Regions from separate parts of the Homo sapiens genome. Here region 2 is linked to region 1. Evidence: read pairs that join two places in POLR2A ChIA-PET (ENCODE). Cell type or tissue: Panc1. All regions are shown on one strand.

Region 1 (5,000 bases):
GACGTTATCAAGAAAGAGGAATTTTGCTAAAAATGTGAATCAATTGCATGTAATAAAAGAGAAGAAATGACTCAGAGATGACGCCAACATGCCGGGCTGGGTGCAGGGGTCCCAGGGATCTCCACTGGTCTAGACAACCACAGTCCTTTCACCTGCTCTGCTAGCGACAGGCCTGGGCAGGGGCCAGTGTCACGATTCCACAAAGACATAATGTCGTAATGTCAAGGGTACTGTGGGCTCCTAGGGGAGGTTTGCGCGCACACACACGACACTGGGCGGAAATGTCCCTTTTGCGGCAGACAACAAAGATCTGACGATCTAAACCTGTCTTGAAATCATAAAGCAAAAGCCAAGAAAATCAGAGGCAAGCCCAGCCGGGGCGGGGGCTGAATCCACATCCCTGAAACTGCCCTGCCTCATGTAGTCTGAAATAGTAAAAGGCAGCATAAATTAGGCCACCTTTAGTTGGGGTTTCCCTTACCAGCCACCAGAATCTTCCCAGTACAGAGCTTAGCATACATTGAATAACTGGCATCTGCTCGGCCCAGTGCCTGGCACGGGGGAGGCATTCAACAACAGTGCACAGAATGACTCACAGAAACCAAGAGAGACAGTTTCAAGGAACGATTTAAATCATCTTCCATATTTAAAACATATCTATATTGACGCGACAGCTGTTGGTGGCTGAGTTATTAAAACAAAAACTAGAAGGTTAAGTTGTCTAGTGAAAATGGTGAGGCCGAAACAATGTTATGTGTTCCTCAACCTACCTCTTTATCCTCGGGCACACAGAAGCCGAAAACATTTAGACTCCCTTGCAGTAAAAACAGCAGGCAGAGGCCGGGCACTGTGGCTTGCGCCTGTAATCCCAGCACCATGGGAGGCTGAGGCGGGTGGATTACTTGAGGTCAGAAGTTTGAGACCAGCCTGGCTAACATGGTGAAACCCTGTCTCTACTCAAAATACAAAAATTAGCCGGGCGTGGTGGCGCACGTCTGTAATCCCAGCTACATGGGAGGCTGAGGCAGAAGAATCACTTGAACCTGGGAGGTGGAGGTTGCAGTGAATGGAGATCACACCACTGCATTCCAGCCTGGGCAACAGAGCCAGACTCCATCTCAAAAAAATAATTAAAAAAAACAAAAAAACAAAAAACCCGGCAGGCAGGCAGTAACAAGGGGACCAAGTGTAGCCAGTTGAACAACTGAGCCATGGGGCTATCAGCCACTTCTATGCCTGGTAGCTAAAAACCCCCTTCACAGTCCTCTGGGCTCCACCTTCCGCTTGCCACCTAAGTGTCCTCAGAGATGGTACATCTCCCAAGCAAAGAAGCCTACAGAGTAGACTCGAGTCCCTCCCCTACCCACCAGGGGCCGGAGAGGAGCAAGAAATAGACCATCCCTGTGTTACACCCCTAAGATTTGATGGCTGTCTGTCATAGCAGCCAGCCTACCTTGGCTCACCGAATATGGCAAAAATACAATTATGGAGAAGATACGATACTCTTCAAACTCTACAGCAGAGGCTTGGTCAAAGAAAGAAAACCCAGGATTCTCGTCGTCATAAAGATGCTTCAAGAGTGTATGACACATTGAGAAAAAATACGGCTGGAAATGGACCAAGTCATGGATATCAATCTCTGTCAATCTCTTATACAGGTGGAAGATCTCCTATCTGAAATGCTGGGGACGAGAAGTGTTTCTGATTTCAGATTCTGGATTTTGAGAATATCTGCATTACACCAACTGAGTAACCCTAAATCTGAAAATATGAAATCTGAAATGGTCAAGAATCTGAAACTTTTTTTTAGTGCCAACATGACATTCAATAGAAATGTTCTTTGGGGTTCTTTGGGGCAAATTTTCACATGAGGGATGCTCGACCAGTATAATGCAAAGATTCCAAAATCCAAAAACATTGGAAAAAACCTGAAAGCTGAAATATGCCTAGCCCAAAGCATTTTGGATAAGGGATACTCAAGCTGTGCAAGTAAAACTTGGAAAAACCCTCAGATTTGCACAGAGCTCTACGGTGGTGGCTCTCAACCCTGGCTGCATATTAGAATCACCTAATAGGTCCCTCGTCCAAACCTGTGGGTGTAGAACTCTGTCATTTTTATTTAAAAAAAAAAATTTTTGGCCGGGGGCAGTAGCTCACATCTGTAATCCTACCACTTTGGGAGGCCAAGACAGGGAGATCACTTAAGGTCAGGAGTTCGAGGCCAGCCTGGCGAACATGGTGAAACCCCGTCTCTACTAAAAATACAAAAATTAGCCAGGCATGGTAGCGGGTGCCTGTAGTTCCAGCTACTCAGGAGGCTGAGGCAGGAGAATCACTTGAATCCGGGAGGCGGAGGTTGCAGTGAGCAGAGATTGCATCACTGCACTCTAGCCTGGGTGACAGAGCGAGACCCAAGACCCTGTCTCTCTTTTTTTTTGAATGATTCTACTATGAAGCCAGGTTGAAGAACTGCTACTCTGGAAAGCAGCCTCACATAATTCAGATAGGACTCTACCAGGAGGTAAGTGGTGTCTACTCATATATTGGGCTGTGGAAGTGTTTTACAAACAACAGGGCAAAGAAGAAATATAATTAAATAACTCACAAACTGCTAAAACCCAGAAATATGCCAGATGTCCCGAGATACTAATGTCAAGGTCACAGACTCTGCAGGTAGTACATTTCTGTCTAACCCGTCTCCTCCTCCTCCAGCCTGCAGTTCCACTTGGTCCTCATTAGCCCAAGGCAATTACAGTTCTATGCCTTGTGCCAGCAGGCCAGCCAACACAAACACAGGCTTTGGCAAAAATGTGTGCATTCAGATTAACCAAAAGGAGCTTATATTGTTTTGTTTTGCTTTAAAAAAAAAAAAAAAAAAAAAAAAACTTTCTAACTATAATAATGAAAATGTGAAAACAAACCCAAAGCACTGATGGGGGGCCACAGGCTGTATTAAAAATTGTGAGAATTTTTTGTAAGCACAATGGAAAGTCACAAGACAGTTCCTAAGCAGGAGAGTGTCATGATCAGATTTAAGCTTCTAAAGGATCGTTCTTTTGTGTGTGTGTGTGTGAGTTTCGCTCTGTCTCCCAGGCTGGAGTGCAGTGGCGCAATCTTGGCTCACTGCAACCACCACCTCCCCAGGTTCAAGCGATTCTCCTGCCTCCCGAGTAGCTGGGATTACAGGCGCCTGCCACCACGCCCAGCTAATTTTTGTAATTTTTAGTAGAGACGGAGTTTCACCATGTTGGCCAGGCTGGTCTCGAACTTCTGACCTCAGGTGATCTACCCGCCTCGGCCTCCCAAAGTGCTGGCATTACAGGCATGAGCCACCAGGCCCCAAAGAATCATTCTGACTGTTGCGTGGAGAATGGACAGAAAGGAGGCAAGAGAAGAATCAGGGAGACCAAAAAGGTGATGCGGGAAGGGCCGCGGGGGCAGCAGAGATGAAGTGAGAGGCCCAAGAAAGACTGGAGGGAAAGGGACAGGATTGCTGAGGGGCCTGGCCAGGGGGTGGGCAGCAAGTGACAGGGAGGCATCAGGGATGACTCCTGGGGCCCCTGAGTGTTTGCTGGCGTGATGATTCAGGAATTGGTACCACCAGGTTTGTGCATTTGTCAAAACTCATCAAACTGGATGCTTATGACTGGCATACTTTACCGTGTGTAAGTTTACCTTAATTTGGTGGCGGCGGGGAAGAATCACTTCCAGATCTCAGGCTTGGGACAGGGTAGGATGGAGAGGCTACTGGCTGAGAATAGGAGGCACAAGAGGAGGGACAAGTTTCTGGGAGAAGATGATACTGACTTTAGAACATGCCACCCCTGAGACATCTCAGTGATGACACCTAAGGGGCACTGGGACTTAAGTCTGGGACTCAAATGAGAAGTTGAGGGTGTATAAACTTGGAGAGTCCTGCAGACTCAGAGAAGAAAACGCAGGTGGGTGAGAAGACAGCAGATGAAAAATGACTGAGAAGCTGAGGAGTGGCCGTGGAGAGCCAGGAAGAAATATAGGATGGGGCGCCATGGTGGGGGGCGTGGGGGCAGCTTGCTGAGACGAAGGAGTAGTTGAATGAGGCTGTGGAACCAAACGAGCATCTTTTGTATTTTTTTCCAAGATGGAACATACTAAAAGATTTTGAATAACGTCAACAATCCAGTTGAGAGAGAGGTCAAAGAATCCAGGGCAAGGAGGCTCAGAGATGCAGCAATGTCCTCGGGTGAGCAGAGAGGAGGGATCCATGACACACCTGAAGGAAAAGGAATCTGATACGAGCAGGGCCTTTGGTGCACAGGACACGCTAGCCTCCCAGCAGCACACATCAAGGCTGGCAGTTTTCTAGATCCAGCCCATGTGTCAGCAAACAATGGTCCTCAACTCTGACCTGCTGCCTGTTTTTATAAATAAAGTTTTATTGGAACACAGTGCAGGCTGTGCGTTGCATACTGAGTGCTTTCACACTACAAGGGCAGAGTTGATTAGTTGCAACAGAGGTGCTTTCGCCCACAAAGCCTAAAATATACACTCTTTGGCTCTTTACACAAAACTTTTTGCTGCCATCTATAACACTACTTAGAAATCAATTCCCTTGATCCACATGATTTTCTCAAAATATAAATCGGATCATTCCTTCAATTGTTAGATGAACTTGGGAAACTTCTCTACTGCCTAAAAGATTAACTCCAAAGGTCTTAGCAAGCCAAACAAAGCCCTTTTGTTTGGAAGCTGTACCAGAAAGTAGGATTCTGTTCTGGAAATACAGACTTCACTCATGCCTGTAATCTTAGCACTTTGGGAGGCTGAGGCAGGCAGATCATTTGAGGTCAGGAGTTGGAGACCAGCCTGACCAACATGGTGAAACCTCATATCGTAAAAATACGATAAAAAAAAGTTAGCCAGCCATGATGGTGCACGCCTGTAACCCCAGCTACCTGGGAGGCTGAAGCAGGAGAATTGCTTGAACTTGGGAGGAGGAGCCGAGATTGTGCCACCGCACT
Region 2 (5,000 bases), 78 kb after region 1:
CGCATTTTTCACAAAATATGACTTTGTTAAAATAAATATAATTTTATTATACAACAAAAGCATAGTATTTATTTAAGCATTCAAATAAAAGAATTACGTTTGATTCCGTCCGTTTTCTATTTTATTCCAGTCACAAATTACTGCCTGGTCGGAGCTTAGCATCCAGTATTAATTAGCGGATTATTTTCAGTATTCACAGGGACCAAAAATACAAGACAGTAGCCCACTTACCTTCAATTTAAATTTTCAAAGCTAACCACAAAATCGAAAGCAACCACAGGGGTCAATAGCACCAAACATGAGCCCTTTTCTTTGTGCCCAACACCAGCACTGCAAGACCAGGAGGCTTGCCAGTCATGGGAAAAATCTGGACATACAACAGGCTTACACAGGACTAAGGGGGCTGAGCTACCTAGAAGCTGAGTCTGGAATCTGGAAGTCAAACAAAGACTGGAAGGATAGGCCGGTCAGAGGCATGCTTGAGTCCAGATAAACAGACAGATTCTAAGGGTTGGGAAGAAGAGGTGTAGTCTACAGACCCAGGGAGGAAAAAGGAGGCCAAAGTCTAGGAAGATCCACTAAGAAGAAAATCAACAAATGGACCCAAAGGAGAACAGGAAACCAAAGAAGGTCACGACCCAGGGCACAGGCCATTTGCTCTCCCTTGCAAAATATTTAATGCATGTGCATTCGGCTAGAACCTCGCTGGGCCAGTAAATAGTCCTAACAGATCTGATCCCCTCCCCACCCATCCACCCACCCACTGGGGAGAAGCCCAGCTGTTCAGTCCAAAGGGGCTGGGGTGGGAAGGCAAAAGCCATGTTCTAGGAAAAAGGGTCAGAAATAAGCTGGATTCACTTAAAGGGGCCAGGCCCCAGAGACCTCCTGGTCTCACCCATGGATTTTTCAGTGGTGCTGGGAACAAGGTGGGTAACAGAACAGAAATGCTGTGTACCTTTGGCAAGCTAAGGTCTACAACACCTCACATAGCCCACATTCCTATAACACAAACGTAGCTCATAATGTTTGCCACTGTAAATGGTTTCAATATGACTGTTGAAATATACAAACAACAATCTCAGGGTTTACAATGCCATACTTTAAAATAAGATTCTGAGCCAAACTCAACACTCACCCCGAGAGATGAAAACAGAATATGTTTCTAGAGTTACTAAGTCAAAGAATTCCCTTGAAAAAGCCTCTCTTCTACCCTCTTCATTTCATTCTGGCCCTAGGGCCTGAGTGGTTTACACACTACCAGAGTAGAAACAACAGTGAAACTCCGGGCCAGGTGCGGTGGCTCATGCCTGTAATCCCATTACTTTGGGAGGCCAAGACAGGAGGATCATTGCAGCTCAGGAGTTCGTGACCAGCCTGGGCAACAAGGCAAAACTTCATCACTACAAAATATACAAAAATTAGCCAGGCTTGGTGGCACACACCTGCAGTCCCAGCTACTTGGCAGACTGAGGTGGGGGGATTGCTTTAGCCTGGGAGGCGGAGGTTGCAGCGAGCCAAGATTGTACCACTGCACTCTAGCCTGGGTGACAAAGTGAGAACCTGTCTCCAAAACCAAACAAACAAAAACTCCCACCATGATTCTTCTGCTATGTGGCTATTTTTTTTTTTTTTTTTTGTCACTTGTGGTCCTTTTAAGACTTGTAACTTCCTTATGAAAATGCCATATGATCACAGTCTTAATGAAGCATGCGCCATTCTGATGACTTATTTGGCTTCATGCTGATTACAAATGGAGCTTCATTCATCCATTCAGTGTTCATTATAAGGGGCCTCTCTGGGCCAGGCTCGGCTCCGAGGTGCTGATGACAAGTCCCCATTCTAAGAGACCTTGGTGAGGAGAGACAGAAAAAAATCTAACACACACACATGATACAGGTGGTGGCTCTTTGAAAGGGGGCCTGAATAGGTGTGTGAATACACACCTTGTATTCAGAGCCTTGTGTATTCAGCTAGAGCCTGCATATTTGCGTTCGTGCATTTATCCCTGAAGGAAGGCAGAAGAGACAGACATCTCTGTAGGAACCAGGTTCCCAGGAGAAAGGACAAGAGCGTGGCCTGCTTGAGTGAGAGTCTCCCAGATTACAATAAATGAGCTTTCTGTGCAGATTTGTAAACATGCACATGTTTAGCCTGGAGCTAAGTGCGCTAATAAACAAGCAGACGAGTTTTTTTTCTTTCTATAATCCCAGAGTGAAAATTAATGGAAACATCTGACTTTCCATCTTTGAGCCACAAAATGCCAAAGCAAATTCTTGGAAGAGGTCTAGGGAGTCAGAACCACGTGGCTTCCAGAGCAGAAAAGATTCTTAAACTCAAAACCAAGTTAAGCTGGACAAGTTGCATTTTCCTTGGTCTTGAAAGCAAGAATGAAAGTCCCAGTGGTGTTCAATCTCTGGAGTATAGACCGCTGATTTTAAGGAACTCTGTAGGCTGGTGTTTAGTGTCCATCTCAGAGGTGGGTATTTCCAGGAGCAACAGCAAAATGTGGGAAAAGCACAGAGAATTGAAGAGCTTCCCAGCTCAATGCTGTCTTTTTCATACAGCTGCAACTGTTTTGATTGAAGTGAATTCCAAGAATAACAGATGGAGCACTATTAAAGTTTCAAAAAAAAAAGAAGCCAAAAACTATACATCGGATTTTAAAAAATTATCTGTCACTTATCACTAGCACAGTCCTCTTTCCCTTTACTTTTAGGGTGGCTGTGCAACCCACCTTCCTCCAGAGAAGGACCCTTCACCCGCATGCAGGGATAGCCCACCCACCCCGATATTCATAGCACGTGGCCAGGGCTCAGCGGTCTGGCATCCTCAGCAGATCTAAGCTGGGCTATCGGATTCTCCATTCCTAGAATCTGGGGCTGAGTCTCAACAAATCTTTCTTGACGTTGTCTATTTCTTAAGAAAAGATACAAACCATACTTTCGAATGTGCTATTATTTTGTAAAACAGTACAAAAAAGGTATCCAAGAGGAAAGCAGTTTAAAAATAAATTACAATGCCTGTAATCCCAGCACTTTGGGAGGCCGAGGTGGGTGGATCACCTGAGGTCAGGAGTTCAAGACCAGCGTGACCAATATGGTGAAACCCCGTCTCTCCTAAAAATACAAAAATTAGCCGGGCGTGGTGGCAGGCGTCTGTAGTCCCAGCTACTCGGGAGGCTTAGACAGGAGACTTGCTTGAACCCAGGAGGTGGAGGTTGCAGTGAGCCAAGATCGCACCACTACACTCTAGCCTGGGTGACAGAGTTAGACTCCGTCTCGATAATAATAATAATAATAATAATAGTAAAAAATAAATAACAAACGGAGTTATTGCTTAACAGGCTCGGAGTTTTTGTTTGGAGTGATGAAAAAGTTTTGGAAATGGTGTGATAACACGACATTATAAATGTGATTACTGCCACTAATACATTTAAAATTGTTAAAATTAAATGGTAAGTTTTATGTCATATTTATTTACCCAAACACACACACACACACACACACACACACACACACACACACACACAAAACAATAGAGGAAAACCCAAGCTCTAGTCCAAAAAAAATTGTGTATTTATTCATTTTCCTTTCAATTCAAACGTGGGTATTTGCCGAAGAAACTAGTAATAGCAAATCCTTCAGACACCCAGCAGAAAAAGTGAAAACCCCAAAAGGAATACAAATGTTACAGCTGTGAGCAAATGCACATACGCAACGGCACCAGCGTTAAAGCTGGCAGACTATTTTAGGGATACGCTTTGCCTCTCAACTGGACTGCGGAAAAACATTTGTATTTTGTTGAGCCATACTGTCATCAGACAGAAGAGTCACCAGAAAAATCCTATCTTTGAGCCATGAACAACAGATCAATGATAAGCTAAAAGATACCACATTAAAATGGAGGGCCATTAACTTGCTATTAGGCTGAACCATATGTGATTGCCGATCTCTAACCCTTTATGGCCTCTAGAAACGGCAATTTCATATGGTTCACAGGAACCCAGAGGTTAATTGGGTTGGAGGCAGCAGTTGCAATACAAGAGACATGTAAGACTCAGGGGCTACAGCCATGATGCAAATGACCTCCTGTTTCTTTCCTCTTGAGAGAAAAAGGGGTAAGATGTCTCCACTTTATGATGAAGATAAAAATATACATTTAAAAAAAAAAGACAAAAAAGCAAGGGAATTATGTCCAGGCCAGCTGACTGAAAAGAATCTAACCCTATCTGTCCCTGAGTTTGGTTTTGAGAGTCATTAGATCCTAACCACACTATGTTTGCATTATAAATGTGGCCCCCAACTGCCTTTTCCTCCAACCTCACGCATTTACTGCCTCCCTGCTGGTCTCCACCCACAGCCGCTCTTCCCGGGAACCTGGAGCTGCCCTCCCGGACCCCAGGTGGTCCCCTCCTGCCAGCTGCCCGACCTGGAGAGCGGGCCAGCTGCCACTCACTCAGTCTCCCTCGGGCTCCACATACAAGGAAAGAGTTCACAGTGAGCAGTGGGACCGTGCTCCTGCGCACCCGGGCAGCTGCCTTGGCACAGCAGCTGGCTTTGCGTGAGAAGCCTGGAATGCAGCTTCCCTAGCTGCTGGAACGTGTGGGCCTTCCTGGGCTCTCAGATAAGATTTTTCCCTTGGCTCAGATGTCTAGATCTGCCACTTCCCTTCAGCACTCAGATCGGTCCTCCTCAAGTTGAAGTCACTGGGTTCTAGTTGCCCAATTCTTCCTAATAATTCCTGGGGTCAGCTCCAAAGGACAGACCCGCCAGGCTGTCCCCTACTGACCATTTTCCTGCATTCAACAGGCTTGCGGAAGATTTTTCTGGGAGACAGGAGTGTGTGCAGATGGTGTACTGAACAGGAGGGTGTGAAAAGGTCAAAAGGTCGCCTACATCCACAAGGCATTCAAGGGACATAAAAACGACACCAATAGGGGCAAAGGGAAGGGGAGGGGGGAGCAAAAGAAAACCAGCTGGACAGGGTGGAAAGTGTGTGAA

Evidence for each region. Peaks named below come from ENCODE experiments on the same cell type or tissue, not always from the same donor. Only the 100,000 strongest peaks of a DNase experiment are listed, where the experiment ranks them.
Region 2: POLR2A ChIA-PET joins it to region 1 with 12 read pairs; 2 of 35 experiments call an interaction of 5 or more read pairs at or near these places.

What each region holds. Positions count from the first base shown.
Region 1 is chr5:16,784,750-16,789,749 of GRCh38, forward strand. The region is part of intron 4 of MYO10 (myosin X); the gene reads right to left. Among named protein-coding and RNA genes, the nearest start is that of MYO10, 150 kb to the right of the region's middle. In Panc1, no CTCF peak of the experiment used is centred here; no DNase peak of the experiment used is centred here.
Region 2 is chr5:16,862,531-16,867,530 of GRCh38, forward strand. The region is part of intron 2 of MYO10 (myosin X); the gene reads right to left. Among named protein-coding and RNA genes, the nearest start is that of MYO10, 71 kb to the right of the region's middle. In Panc1, no CTCF peak of the experiment used is centred here; no DNase peak of the experiment used is centred here; H3K4me3 peaks cover 748 bases; H3K27ac peaks cover 5,000 bases.